2 separate regions of the Mus musculus genome follow, and region 2 is linked to region 1. Evidence: chromatin loops called from intact Hi-C (ENCODE). Cell type or tissue: heart. All regions are shown on one strand.

Region 1 (8,000 bases):
AGCTTTAAATTTTCTGAAAGAGCATCTAGTAATAGAAAATAATGAAATATGCTTGCTGTGTGATCCTACAATTCTTCTTTTGGAATGTAATCACAAAATGAGAAGAGATTTATGCCCAAGGAGGATATCATAGAGCTATTCATAATGACACCAAATTGGAAGCCGCCCAAGCACCCATTAGACTGGTTTAGTGAATTAGAGCACATAAGTATAATTGAATAATCTGTGACATTGCAAATGGTGTAGATCTATAATTATTGACATGGATGAATGTGTATGAACATATTTGAATAAAGCCCTCAGCTGATACACATTATCATGTATCCTTTCATACAAAATCCCTTGCATTTGACCAAAAGTGTATATTTATCAGGAGAGAAAAATGGAGGGATATTTACCTAAACATTTAAGAGTTTTTCTTTTTCTTTTTTCCTTTTTATAAGCTGTGTGGTTTTAACAAGCAGCTGATAAACCTTTTTTCACTAACCACAAGTCAGTCAGTCAGTCAGTATACCTCCATCATATAAAATATTAGTATTTTATTTGAATGTATTTAGCATGTACTCAAAAATGTAAGGTTGCTTAATACCTTTGTTTTATGGTTTATTGGCTTGGTGGGCTTATCTATCTATTTATTTATTTATTTAGTAGCAAGTTTAGCCAGTTAGATAAAAGAATAACTAAAACAATTCTTTTGTTTTGTTTGGTTCTTATAGACACTTAAACACTTCAGGCATTGTTAACATAGTAATTCTTAAACTATTCAAGTTAGACAGATACATCTGGGGAAGGCAGTTTTTCCTTGACAACGTTGTTAGTTTCTTCTATGTATTTTGGAATAGTGTGAATTATTTGTTAGACTTAGGCTTTTTTATTTTTAAAAGGGTACTTTCAAAGATTCTGAAATAAATTCACTATCTTTTGATACATATTTCATGTTTATGATTATTTAAAATTGGCCACTACTAACTGTCCATCATTGCAGGGTGTGGAGTTATTCCCATTTTATGTCATGACCATCTCAGACTGTAGATACTACCCACTACCTCAGACACTTGCCAGTTCTTTGTGATGAGAACATCTATCATTTTGCCTTTTAGCTGGTTTGATTTATGCAGTATAATACTGAGTTACAATAATGGCCCTTCTGGGCAATGCACCTACAGAACTGACTTCTGTCAGTTACTCTGCATCTAGCCTCCTCCAAATACCCACTGGTCCTCTGCTTTGATAGCTACCATTCTACTTTCTGTTTATGAGCCCCAAGTTTTAGCTGCAATCTGAAGGGAATTTTGAAGTATTTGTCTTTCTGTGCTCACAAGGTTATCCCCCAAATAAAAAAAAATCACATAAAATTTTGATTCTTTTCTATGTTGACCATCAGCCAGTCTCACTGAAAATTGACCCTTTCTTTGTGTTTTTCTGCTTCATTGTGAGAGCAGTTTGAAGAAACAATTGTATGAATTTCTTATTTTTCAATCAGCTTAGTTCAGTTTTATCTATATTAAAGACATGCAAGCTTTCTTGAGTTTATTTTATCATTTCTAAATGATAAATTTATTCAAAGTAAATATTTTACTTGCTTTTATTCTTATTTTATAACTAAAGAGCAAAATAATGCATGTGAAATGGATCCCATTTCTCGATTTTATTCTTGTGAGGGATGGCAAAGAGGGGAAACCCGGCAGAGAGAAATGCTTGTTTTATAATTTAAAACACAGTGTCTATTAGGTTAAACAATAGATAAGTCCAACTAAGTCCAACTGCAGATGATCCTTTGCCTCTACTGTCCTCTTTGAACACCTGCACACACATGGAATACACAAACACACACACACAGACACAGAGACACATAGACACACAGACATACACACACACACTATATATATATATATATATATATATATATATACACACACACACACACACACACACACATACATGTACATATACACACAGACACACATTTTATATATATACACATACATGTACATATACACACAGACAGACAGAGATACACACACATAATATATACATACATATACACATACACATAGACACACACATGGATAAATTGAGTGTGATGGCAGGTATACATTGTGTTTCTAGTACTTTGGAAGTAAAGGCAGGAGAGTGATTAGTTGGAGGTCATCATTGCTACATAGCAAGTTTAAGGTCAGCGTGGGTCTCTTGGACCATGCATCAAAAGCATACAAGCAACAAAGAAACAAACAAATAAAAAGAAAACAAAACAAAAAAATTGCATACTACTTTGGTAGGTTGTGAGGATCTTACTCTCCTACATAATGACTCTTAACATTGAAAGACAGTGATATAGAAACAGGAAGGAGTTTATAGTGGATTTACCTTATTAGAAACAAAAATTGAAAATTGTGTCTTACTAAAGCCAAACTGCTTTGATGGAAGAAAATCTCAAAACACTTACAGAAAAGCCTATAGAAATAATGCATGGAAACTCCTGACAAGAGACTGACAGGATAAACAGCTAATACAATAAGACACATGAGGGAACAGGGCCATATAACAGACACTGCCAAGGGAGTTTTCCAATGATTTGCTCGCCTGAAGTCTCAAGGGTAAGCACATGCTAAGGGCTGACCTACTTTGGATGAAGCTTGCTGCCATTTTTTTTTTAAACAGGTAAATCCTTTGGTGTTTCAACAGAACAATGGATTGCTCATCAAAACAAATTCTCTGTAGATCCTACTGAAAGTCCTTCCTTACTCTCATCAAAATAATTATCTTCCACACAAATTATCTCTTTCACAAAAACAAATATTTCTGCGTCCTGCTTGCTCTTGTTACCAGACATGCATATTCCATGGGTGCTGGGCACACTCCAGCTAAATCTTGGTGGATTCTGAGACTTGCTGCTTCCTGAGGCTTGAGTTGGTTGGACAACTGGCTCTGGTTCTCAAAGAGTCAATATTAATTTTTGAATTGAGGGTTAAGAAGGAAGAGTTCCAAGCCAGGTTGAATGATTGTTCAGGTAGGTAGACTAAAAATGTTTACCTGTCTCCTTATTTTGTATGTGTGCCTCCAGCATGTATGTGTGGCATGTAAGATCTGAGGACAACTTGCCAGAGTCTGTTTTCTCCTTCCACCACGTGAATTCAAGTTGCTGAGCTTGGCAGCAAGCCTCCCGACCTGCCAAGCCATGCTGCTGGCCCGGGAGATGCTTTTATTTATGGCCTCTCCAGGCTTTTGTGTTATCTCTATGGTGGTTGCTTGGTCTTTGCTTCTGTCTGTGAAATCTGTTCTGTGTTTCTTTAGAACATCTGTCATGTAGATGGCGCTGTTGCTTAGTTTCCAGTGCTGATGGCTTATGATTGCGTTTCTTTAATTGAATGGGGAGGTGTACAGGGGAATCCAGTTGAGCACATGAACTCAGAATGCCATCTTGAGTCAGTAGACTTCAATATGACCCTGCCGAGGCCCTCGCTACTGCCAGTTAGTGTTATGGGGTCCCTACTTGAGAAAGGCAGGGTAAGGAATGTGCACCTTTTGACAGAGATATACATTCCATATGCTTTTCCCTCTCTGTGAAACACCCCCCCCCCCACTTCTCTCTTTATCTCTATCTTGGCAGTAAGTCTCCAACATGCAATTTGTCTGTGTAAGAATTAAGGAAAACTAACAAATACACTCAGAAACTTAAAATTTTCTACAAATTACTATTTAACTATGAACCTTTCTTTTATAACTCAGTGTTTTTCTCTGAAACTCACACTTGTTTACACAGGTTTCTTCTGGTATTTTTATGTTTGTGGTTGCAAACTAAAGATCAGGTGTATGTATATAGCCAACTCAGAAAGAGCTTTCATGTTTCATAGTTGTATTCTTAGAAAAGGCCACATATTCCTTGGATTCCTGGGAACATTGTACAGTGGGCCTATTAAGGATTGAGTAATTTATACAATAATAACTTCTACTGCTAAAAATGCAAGATGTCACACTTGTGCCTGTCAAGTACTAGCCTGAAACCTACCAGTGTTTTGTTCAATAGAAGGCTCACCTGTGTCTTCTGTGTGTGTTTTAAACCACTTAAAGGCAAGTACAATTGTGTGGTTTTTTTTTTTTTTTTCCTTACAGTTTTGGGCATGAAATCTGTCATCATGTTGGGCAACTGTATATTGTGTTTTTGGAGAGAAAATATCAACAGTTGTCAATAAAGAAGAGACACTGCCCACAGGATTTTTTAGTATCCTGTAGCAGACTTCAAGTGGGACCAAAGTGTCTCTCTCTCTCTCTCTCTCTCTCTCTCTCTCTCTCTCTCTCTCTCTCTCTCTTTAAATAATTTTAATTGTGTACATTTCAAATTATATCCCTCTTTGTAGTTACCCTTCCACAACTCCCTCATCCCACTCCCATTCTCCCGCTTCCCTTTGCCTCTATGAAGGTGCTCTTCCAGCTACTCACTCACTCTGGTCTCATCCCTCTGGCATTCCCCTACACTGGGGCATCAAGCCTTCCTCCCCTCCCATTGATGTCAGATAAGGCCATCCTCTGCTACATACGTATCTGGAGTCCTGGCTTCCTCCATATGTACTCTTTGGCTGGTGGTTTATTCCCTGGGGGCTCTGTGTGGTCCAGTCAGTTGATATTGTTCTTCGTAATGATGAGATCACATGCTTACATGTCATGTATACCAGTTGGCCATAGTAGTGCTGAAAAGTAGCCTGTGTCTATAGAGGAGTGATGTGATGCACTTCAGTGGCATTGAGGAGGATGAAGTGAGCGACTGAGGTAAATCCTGAAGAAATGAAATGAGGTGGCACGTCTTTGCATGGCACCTGAATACCCTGAGTTCTGTAGCTGCTCAGAACAAGGCTAGAGATGTTACTTTTTATTTAAGCTTGGGTCAGAAGGACTTTGTTGCGGTTACAGTCTTCTGTGTTAATCTACTATCAATTTAGGAAAAATAATGTCACAATCATGAGGCTCTCCACCGATTAAACACTTTTAATCAGTGTTTTATAGGCTAAATTGCTTACTATATGTCCATTTTGGTACAGCTTTGAGTCATAATTTTCTACTCTTCTACTGAAACACATTTCTTAATATTCAAATTGGTGTTGAGATTAAAAACACTTTCTTCATTTCATTCAGTGTCAGGTAGCTTTCATATTGTTATGGCCAAATGTCAGACAAAAGAAACATACAAGGTTTGGTTTCTAGGCAATGACAGTCTATTGTGTTGTAGAAGACATGACAGCATACCAGTAGAAAGAAGCATTGTGTTGATACGTCTCACATATCAACACACCAGGAAGAATGGCCTGGATAGAATCAGAATGGCTCTGACCTTCAAGACCTTGCCATAGTAACCCACTGTTTCTAACTAGGCAACTGTCCCAGTAGCTCCACAACTTTCCCACACAGTACCATGAGCTGGAGAACAGTTGTTTCATCCCCTGGGGGACATTTCACTTTAAGTCTTAACAGCTACGCTGTATAATAAATTATGATGCTTGAAATTGGCCCTCTGTAATAACAGAGTCCACACTAACAAATGTAGTCAACTATGGATTGAAAATATTTGAAACTGTGTATCTGGTTTTCCTTTATCACTCTCTAAAACACAGTATAGCAAGTGTTTATGTAGCATTTACCTTGTATGAAGTATTATAAATAATCTATAGCATGAAAATATATAGGAATTGACATACAGTTTCTTTACATATCCTGCATCATTTTACATAAAAGACTCTGAACTGTGAAGAAGTTGAGATATCCAAAGCTTCATGGAGCTTGTGGATGCCGATGGACAACCACTGTCATTCTTTAAAATTCTGATACTTAGCTTATTTTATGTGTTCATTTTCATTATAGCATTTTTCCCCTTTGGTTTTCTCAGGTTAGTGGGAGTTAGACCAGCATGTGTAAGCAGCTCATCTCACAAGAGTCATTGTTTTCTTTCTTGAAGTGTGCCTTTAGGTTATAAATACAGTGTTTGGTGACTCTTCCATATTGACTCTCCCTGGTATTGTCCCTCCCAACACACCATACCCATTTTCCCAACATGATGCCAGAGTTCATGTCTATAGCTATAAGAAGAAAAACAGTTATCTCTCCCTCCAAAGATCTTAGAGTCCATGTAGAGATACTGAGGAATCTTAGGTTGTGGTGAGTGGTAGAAGTTTTACAACTAACATGCTAAGGGCAAACCAGAGTGGCTGCCCATTTAGCAAAAGAAATTGTCATGGTTTTTCTTTCTGCTCTACTTTTCCATGCCCATTGAACAATCTTTCCTAGGGCCTAAAACATTTAAGGACATTTCTTTCATTATAACAAAGAAATCCAGACATTTGTGCTGGTTTTAAATGCCATATTTATTTTATAACAGAAAAAATACTAAAACAAATATACAGAGTATACTCTTTTCAACTGCTGACTTGCAAGTCATCAGTCTAGTTTTTAGATACCATTACACACAGCTCCTACGTCTCTCTCTCTCTCTCTCTCTCTCTCTCTCTCCCTTTCTCTCTCTCTCTCTCTCTCTCTCACACACACACACACACACACACACAGTTGTGGTTAGTGTCACTAAAGAAATTAAAAGTCAGTTTGCAGTTCTGCAACTCTAGACATAAATATATTAAACAATAGTGAGCTGAGATGCAGAGCTTCCTACCAAAACACAGCATCCTCTGAGGACTGGTTTAATAGCTTTTTATAGATCTACACCAAGCAATTATTTCCAACCCCAGCTATTCTGACCTTTCTTATTGTGGTTGTGGCTACTACTCTAAAAAGTGTTTTATACATAGCGTGGGGACACTGAGCAAGCTAAGTACACTATGGTTAAACCTTAAGCTTTGATCTGTTGTAGTTCCTCCTAATAGAGAGGTATACTAAGAGAAACTAAAGAGTTAGAAGCAACTCTGTGGGAGTTTACAGAAGGTGTTTCATATGTGTTCAGTGAAGTACTTAGCTTTCCTTCCACTTATGAAATCCCTGATTGATTTTGACAATTCTCCAAACAACAAATTTCCAATCGTTTACAATAGTGGTTGAGTCCTCACTGCCAATCTTCTCGAGCAACTTTATTGAAAAAATTTTCTATTGCTGGTGAGTATCTTGCCTCATGTAGTGATTATTTTTAAAAATCTGTTTCCTTTACAGGCATTGGAAGCCCATAAGGACTGGTACCTGCTGTTGCCTAGAGAAAGGTTTGAAACTGCTTTCCACATAGCAGACAAAGCATAACAAAACAAATCTTAACCCCCAAAGCAAAATCCAAACAAACAATCTCTGTTAAGTGAGTCCTGACATGATCAGCTGTGTGTGCTAAAGCGGTCAAACTTTGTGTCACAAGTTATTTTGGTAATAAACACATTTACAACACAATATATTTTCTCTGAAAAATTCGCCAGATTAAAAAAAAAGTACCATTCTATTTTTGGCAATAAGTATTTCCCAGACAGTTTCCTCATCAAAGGGAATTCAGCATCACGGCCATGTTCCATTCTTCCATTGTTCTGCAGTCAGGGACAAGCGCTTGTTACCGTTGAAGCTTTGGTTTAAACAATTTTAAAAATGCTCTAACTCCCATCTCTTGCACTCTCAGAGTGAGATCAAGGATTAAAAAGCTCCCAGACTTTCCAATCTTGGTGGAAAATTGGCTGTCACACGGAACGAGATATATTCTAACTGACTTTGCCGTGCAATTGGGTTCTTAATGAAAGCCGCGTAAGACAAACCTGCACCCCTCGGTATTTCATTTGTGCATCTTGTACCTGGAATAAAATGTAACTGCTGTAAATCTTTAAGTTGGGTTCAATAAAGCAATAATAGCGTACTGTGCAAACTGACCATTTAGCTTAACAACTGATTTGTTACACCATTAACTTGTCCGCTCTCTTGTCTTAGGGCTCTTTGCTAACTGAGTGGCTGTTAAGTACTGTCATGAACAGATTCTTCCAAGGGGAAAAACATCTGAAACCAGCGGCCGGTGCTATCGCTGACAGAAAGCTAAA
Region 2 (8,000 bases), 1.0 Mb after region 1:
ATGAGAGGTCTGAAGAAAGCACGGGAGGAACTTGGAAAAGGGTGTCTAATATGTGATGTTGAAACTAGAAACCCCAAACCTGTGATGACTGTGACAAAATTATCAAATAACATTTTTCCCTCCCCATTTTCAGACAGCTCACCATCCAAATCAAAACATTCTGTTTAGTACATCATCACATAACATCACCAGCTGTTTCCATTTGTACTAAAGATTCTAAACGTGCCTTTCTCATGCCTAAACAGAATTCCTCTTTGCTGCACATTATTGCCAAAAATATGACGTGAAAAATATAGGCAGTGAAAGTCTATCTGTTCATATGCATGTCTAGCCCTGGGAAGGAGTATGGTTATTTTTTTAAACTTTATTTAGACCTGTGTGAATCAATGTATTTTCACTTCCAGTTGATTCTAATCTCTTTGGGATGCAATGAAATGGACTCAACTTCTCTCACAGAATGTCACATCACCCATGCAGTTTTGCTCTCTTTAATCTAAATGTTTAACTACTTTTAATACACATTGGAGAGAATTTTACCATATAGAAATTGGGGTGTGGTACAGGTTTAAACTTTTTTATACTATAAACGATTTCTCTCAACAGCGATAATAATTTTTCATTAAATTACTACTAGCTAACTATGAAATCTAAAAAACTGTGGGTGGGGGTTGTGGGTAGAATATCTGCTTTCATATCATTAAATAAAGCAGCTGTTGGTTTTGCTGTATAATTGATGTTGAGTCACTTATATTATGTGCCTTGGGGGGGTTGTTCATTCTCTTCTTTTCTGGACAATATGTTATATAAAATTAATTCAATGTGTATGCCATGTGTAGTCAAACATAACACCCTTTATCCTTTTTTGGCATTTTTTTTTTCAAGTTAAAGACCAAGTAAGAAGTAAGTAGAAGGCTGGGCCATTATCTTTGGCCCAAAGTATTTACATTTACGGGATAAAATTTCATAAATACTTTCAGTCCTAAAATTCTATGATTCAGTAATTTCTCTCTTACTATTCTTTTACATTATCAGAATTGTACATGCTTGATACTAAGAACTTTGCCATTTTTACTTGTTCTGATTTCCCGTTATCTCTGAACACACATGGAGTGGAGTAGAAAGGTCTAAACAGCAAAAACTACGCCCATCCTTCTCGGCAGGACCTTTCCTTGCCTTACTTCCTTCTCTCCACAGTTTAAGTTCTGTACAGACCCAGAATGATATAATCTCCATTAGAAACAAATGCCCTCTCTCTCTTCTCTCTCTTTCTCTCCTCTCTCTCTCTCACACACACTCACACACACACACACACACACACACACACACACACACCACATGCACACACTCGAACGCACATGCACACACACACATCATGCACACATACGACACACTCACAGACACTCCCTCCCCCACTTGGCATGCACACTGCAGTCGAAATCTCAGTAACATCCATCCCTGTAAAATTCCTTTTAAAATTCTTTGTTTACTTTTCCACTCTCACCCCTGGTTCTCAAGATTCTCCATTCCAAACCTGTGTTTTTCTTTTCATCCCCCGCCCTCTTTATAGCTGGGGAGTTGCCATATTTTACCATTTCTAATTTCCACTTAAAAGTATTCTTTTTTTCAAAATGCTGCTAGCATTTTTTTTTTTTTTTGCCCCAATACTTGATGTATTTCCTTCTTTTGACCACAGGTTTTATTCGGACTCTAGATCTTAACCTTGACCTGCCCTTAATTTCCTTCTCCCTTGGAATGAATTCTTGTAGATCAGTTTCGAACGTCATCGCTTGCCTAACACGCCCATGGCTGTTGCTATAGGGAGGAGGCATTTTGTTTTCCCGCGCATTGAAGTATTCTCTATATATTGATGATCTACTCCGGCACTCAAGATCTCTGAGAAAGCTGTTAGCACAAGAACTGCCGGGATGACATAATTTCCTCAGAGCCTCCTCCCAACCCTGCCTATCCTAGCCCCACCTGCGGGAAAATTTTAGTGATTCCAGTAGAGGATTTTTTGAACATTTGCTGATACTCTGCAATATTGCAAGCTTGAGTTTGCAGCGTTCTTTCTGTCCGGATGCACGGGAGCGGAGAGGGGCTTCTTTCCAAGATCAGACCAGGTGGAGTTTCGCGGCTGCCAATTCTTGGAACAGAGACACCCTTGACCCTCATTCTAGCAGTGAATGAACCTTCTAGCCTCTAGGTCCCATTTCCTTCCTGGGGACCCGAGTCTCATACCTCCCTGCTCCCACTGCTTTCTCATTTAGAGCTACTTCTCTGGAAGAGCGTGCCGCACACATTTCAGACACTTTCACACTTATCTCATTTGTTCTTCTTCGAAACCTTAACACAGGGACACACTGTCTCTCTCAATCCTGTTTCTCTGAGAAGAGGACTCCGGCCGGCCGCTGATTCATCCTGTCCTGACTAGGACAGGGCCGCGCCAGTCCTCTTCTGGCTGGACCACCTTTCCCATTCGCCTCCTTCACAAAACGTGGCAAGGGCAGAGCTGGGCCAGCCGGTGCCCCGCCTTTGTTTTCATTAACAGCGCACCTGGGCCTTAAGTGCTCAGCAAATGCCACGCTGCCACACAGATGTAGAAGCTGGCTTTTCCTGGCTCCAATTTGCTCCTTAGCTCTCATTTCCTGTTTCTCGGCCTCCCCACGGTTTCTCTTCCCACCCCATTCCACTCCGCAGAACTGCAAATTTTTCTCTAACACAAACTTCCCCTTTGAGCCTCCCACCTTCAGGCCGGTTTCCCACGCAGGGCGGGCTAGGAGGCACCGGGTAGGGGTTGTCAGGCCCCAGGAGCTCACCTCCGTTTCAAGAAAGTGGTACCCATAGTGCCCCGACCCTCCAGGACTGCCCGGGGTAAGCCCTAACCCTGCACCCCGCCGGGCCCTTTCCGCTTCCTCCACTGCCCGCCCCCTCCGACCCTCCCGGGAGGCTTGACCCGGAGTCCTCTCAGCCGCGGAGGGAACAGCCGAGCCGCCTCCTCCCTCTCCCCGCCCAGAATCCCGCGAATCCACTGCTCCGTGCGCGCAGGCGGGGCTGCAGGGATGGCGTCCAGCACCGGGCTCCCCTCCGAGGACGGAGCACCGATCTGTCCCTACTCATGTCCCCGCCGCCCTGGCTGGGGTCCCAGCTCAGCTGGAGCCTCCTGTCCTCTTTCACTGCTTTCCTAAATGGCCAGCTTGCTTAGGCGCCCCGGCGTGCCCCGGTAGCCGAGCGAGGCACACGCCCGAACCTCGCCCCCATTCATCCCGCCAAGGTGAATCTCAGCGAGTGGGGCGCCCTGGCTTCTCTTGCAACGTGCAACGCACTCGAACCTAAATAATGATTCCCCCTCATCTCTAGTAGAGTCTCTCTGCCCCCGTCACCCGCGGAGCAGCCCCCGTCGGGACCCCATTGTTGCCCAAGCCGCCAGGCGCCCGGGACGGACCCCTCGGACTCCAACGGCTCCGCCCACACCTTTCCAACTTAGCCGGGGTTGAGCCGCAGGGAGAGCTTGGGCGCGGGCCCCTTCCTCGCTCGCCTCCACCCACCCTGGTTGCTGTGGGGAGTGGGCAAGGGCCACGCGGGCTGGCCTCTTTATTTGTCTCCTAATTCTCTCTCCAAGGCTGCCTAGGCGCGTGGTGACACAAAAGAGGGGGACTTGGTGCCAGCTCAACAAGAGTCTCTCCAATGAGAGTTGTCATCCGGAGGTTACTCTCTCCGAGACCCCTAGAATTCCCCCCAGGCTGCGGCTATTGGAGCGGCAGGGGCCATGTACTGGTTATTTAGGGTGCCGCAGAGAGGTGGTGCAGGTGACAGGGTGGAGCGGAGAAGGCCCAGGGCCAGGGGCGGGGGCAGGGGTGGGGCCGGTGGGGCGGGGTGGCGGCTCCACGGACCCACCCCCTGCCGCTGGCCAGGCTGGCTAGAAGAGGGTTGGGCAGTGGGTGTTGCGTTCTACCTCTGTGATCGGGGAGGGGTTAGTTTCCCACAGGGGATTTCAACCATCACACTCAGAGCCCGCCTCCTAATCCTCCGGCAGAGCGGCTCGGGGCCCCATTTTATGGCAATAAAGCGACTTAGCGCCTGCTGAGCGAGCCCCTCCCCGCCGCCGCCCCCGCCCTCGGCCCCACCCCGGGGCTCGCCCGCAGCGGCGGGGCTTTGTTTCTGGGGAGGAGGACCCGGAGCTCTTTTGTTTGGGGGTTTGCTGTTTTCAACCCCCCACCCTCCCCACCCCACACACACCCCAACCTCACCCCGCCCCGCCCCACCCCCCGCTCCTCTCCGATTTCCTGAGCTGCGGGCTGCAAAGGGAGGAGAAGCAGCTTCTTGCAACCCCCTCGGCTGGGCCCCGGGGTAATTCGATGCGGGCCTGGCGTGGCTCCCCACGTTAGACCCGGGCTCGCGTCTCGGCAGCCTCCACCCACCGGCCCACCCTACATTTAGCGCATCATGTGATCCGGGTAAGTCATTTGCAAGTACAACAGTTCCCTGGGTTGCCCCCCATTCATTTCCTGAGAACTGCAGAGAGCAGCTGAGAGGCTCTGCTTGTGCGTGTGCGTGTGAGTGTGCGCGGGTGACGCCGTGTGAGTGTGTGTGTGTGTGTGTGTGTGTGTGTGTGTGTGAGTGTGTGCGCGAGTGTGCGCGCGCGCGTGTGAGAGAGAAAGGGCGAGAGAGAGGGGGACTCTTGTGTGAGGGAAAGAAAACAATTTCTCCTGCTCTGCAGCTTCTGTTCAGGTCTGTGCCGATTCCTTTTTTTTTTTTTTTTTTTTAATCAAAATAAACAACCCCCTCCTTTTTTTTGCCATCCCAAATCAGATCGTATTCTCTTAACATGTTTTATTTTCCTCTGTCATCTGCTCAAGTTAAATCATTTTGGTTGGTCTGTGTTCTTAAGGGGGGGGGGTGTTGGGAAGCGGGAGGGGGTCGGGGAAGGGCGATGCTATTGCCGAGCCTGGAGCGGCGGTCGGATTCGCGGAGAAGAAAGAGGGAGGTTACTTGTCCCACTCCCTAAACATTTTTAAAAGAACTTAGCAAGTAACGTGAATTAAGCAAATGCTTTGCTCCCCCGACTGGAATTGTTGGTTGCAGTGTTTGCCTGACAGTTGCCAAGGATGAGAAATAAATCCTCAGGGCTGAATCAGGGAGGGGGTGCGGGGGGGGGGGTTGTCGTGGAAGTAGTTGGTCCCTCGGAATGGATGGGCTGAATGAATAGCCACACAGGGGCCGAGCCGTGCGGGCAGTGTATGAGCTCTTGAGAGTGGAGGGGAAGGGGTTAAGGAGGAGATAAGATTGCTGGCATGAATAGTAGTCCTGGCGCTACATTTATTATTGTCTCTGGTCGTAATGATGTGGAACTGTCACTCGCTACTGTGCCTGGTCCATGGGAGTAGCCAGGGGCTGGCCTGTGGCTGTTATTTTCAATTACGAAGGACCTGGCTGGAGTTGACAAGGGACAACTTTGTAAGGCCACCTGGGCCGAGAAGCCCGCGGAGCTGGCCTAGGAGCCACTTCTAGCCTTAGACGCTCAGCTAAGAGGGCTAGCACTTGACCTCGACGTTAGTCAGTGTTCTTCTTAGATGCTCTTCTGCCGGGGAGAATCAATTCTGCTTTTGTTGGGTAGAGAACTGCCTCTCAGAACTTTGCAAACTTTTATCTTTGGCGAAAAGGGTGGGGTGCACTCAACAGTTTTGTTTCTTGGTGCATTTGAGGCAAATACTTGGAAAAAGTATCAATTCCTTTGTTAGATGTCCTGTAGCTTCCCAGCCCCCTCCCTCTGCTCCTCTAGTTTTGCATACTTTACTAGTAATTGCCCTAATTCAGCTGATAAAAGCTGAAATGTTGAGTTAAAGAGTATTAGTACAGCGGAATGTATAATCTGGATAAACAGTTTCTGTGTTTAGTATTGTCAGCTCTCTAATTTAACTGTACAGATGGCTTAAATCTCTGTTTTGTATGGATTGTTTAAAATAATTCTACTGTCTAATAGAATTCTCGACTGAGCACTAAGATATTTTAACTTGGCATTGACATCCTGTTTCCCTGTAACACGGGAGAGACAGGCAGAGGCTCTATTCACATCTAGTGAATGTGCATCTAGGTGCTTCTTAGACATCTGCCAATCAATTGCACACGTCATTCTGCAAATTCACCTCGAAGCCTTCACGCCTCTTTCTGAGCGGTGGAAAGAGATGTTTAGATAAGTAAATGCTTTGAAAGACATTTGGTGGCTTTTAGGAAGCCGCAGCTTCTGATGGGAAGAGGAGTGGTCACTTCAATGAGAAAATAAACCATCATCCTAGGCATGCTTTTAAATCTGGCATTTAATTACCACAGGGGGACCCCTCCTCCCTAAGAAAAAAAGCCTGTCTAGTGGCCAGTTCTTATCTGAATGTTCATTCCATTAAACAAACAAACAAACAAACAACAAACGGAAAAACCAGGTAGAAATTGGTTATGTAAAGAGTATATTTTTAGGTTTGAAAAATTTAACTGTAGCCTGTTGTTATTTATAGGATGCTTGAAGACAGACATTTCAATTGTATCACTGTTGCCTGGTCAATTTTGATAGATGTAATCCAGAAAGCTAATTTGGGTTTGAGAGAGAGCAATTTGAGCATTTAAATATTGGAAGGAAACAAACAACAAACAAACATTTACTGCATTTAGAAAAAAAAAGGTTTATTATGCTAACTCTTAATTAATCAAATATATTTAAACCAGCCAAGTTAAAATATTTTCACATGAAATTTTAATTTATGAACTGCATCTGTTTAACTAGCATAGCTGTGTCAGGGTAAATAAAACATTCTTGAGGATTTCTGTTGGTTACAGAAGTCCTTCAGTTATTTGTCTGCTACTTAGCAAGTCATATTTCAAAGAAACTTTTGTCAGCTCAACTTTATTGGATAATTTTTTACAACTGATTATTGAATGAAAATTGTTGTCTCCCCCCTCACACCCCCACCCCCAGTACTTTTCAAGAAACCATGTCCTCTGGGAGGACATGGTCCTGGTGTAACAGTTGAGACCTTGACCTTAGCAGCTCTTGGCTGGTTGTTTACTCCAGCTGCTGCCTGTGTGTGCTCCAGAAACGTAGGTGGTACAAGCACTCTTTTTCCTTGGGTTCTTCGTGTTCAGTACCCAGAGCTTGCACACAGCCTAGAGTCTATAATGTTGTGACTATATATAGATATATATGTTGCTTGGAGTTGACATCTGGCTTCTTGTGAAGGGAAACGGAGTTTCAAAGTTCCAGAGTCAGATCTTAAGCCATGAAGCAGTCTGTTTCCAACATCATAAAATTACTTACTTTAAACCCAGGTGCGTTTTATCTTAGCAGAGGTGATTTAGCTACTTGGTCCTCCAGACCCTGTACTCAGGAGTTTCAACTGGGAAGTGTTCATTAATGTGTAGTTGTGAGAAATATTATCCAGGGAGGTGGTGCTTATAGTAGCTGATGAGATAAAACTGTCTTGGGCATTTTTCTCAGTTGATACAAAATGGAAAGTATGAAATTTCATATTTTATAAATTAAATAACATTAGAATAATTCTATAAAATTGAGATGCTAGACAATGTGCTTTCGTATGTTGGGGAGCAGGATTCTGAAGTGTTTGGGGTTCATAAAGGTAGCTGCGCTGTATCTGCATCAATGCGCAACATTGGCACAAACATTATTATTATTATTATTGATGTTGTATCCACTGTGATTAAGGAACAAGAGCTAAGGATCTCCAAATTAATACTACCATTATCTTTTTTGTTTATGAAGTAACTTTCATTTTTAATATGTTCTGATACGGATCTTAGCTTCTGTCCCATTTACATTTTAAAGATAATTACAGTGGCAAACTGGAAATACTTATATTTTGGCCCCTTCCCCTTTTACTGTAATCCTGGCAGGACTTCTCTCACTCTGTAGCTGCCCTTGACAGCCTGATCCTCCTGCCTCCACTTTCTGGGTACAGGGTAGGCATGTGCCCCCACACTCAGCTTATTTTCTTTGT

What was found. Peaks named below come from ENCODE experiments on the same cell type or tissue, not always from the same donor. Only the 100,000 strongest peaks of a DNase experiment are listed, where the experiment ranks them.
Region 2: a loop joins it to region 1, with 6 times the contacts of the local background. A loop is called at or near these places in 2 of 42 quality-filtered maps.

What each region holds. Positions count from the first base shown.
Region 1 is chr14:101,290,210-101,298,209 of GRCm38, reverse strand. No RefSeq gene overlaps it. Among named protein-coding and RNA genes, the nearest start is that of Gm34361, 93 kb to the right of the region's middle. In heart, a CTCF peak has its summit at 3,305; no DNase peak of the experiment used is centred here.
Region 2 is chr14:100,280,985-100,288,984 of GRCm38, reverse strand. Gm41231 (a long non-coding RNA gene) reads right to left here and starts at 3,262. Exons shown (of 4, transcript XR_003951003.1): 1 at 3,199-3,262; 2 at 2,554-3,112. It also overlaps a transcript of Klf12 not described here. In heart, a CTCF peak has its summit at 3,790; DNase peaks (open chromatin) are centred at 3,074, 4,004, 4,394 and 5,324; H3K4me3 peaks cover 4,797 bases; H3K27ac peaks cover 4,150 bases; H3K27me3 peaks cover 233 bases.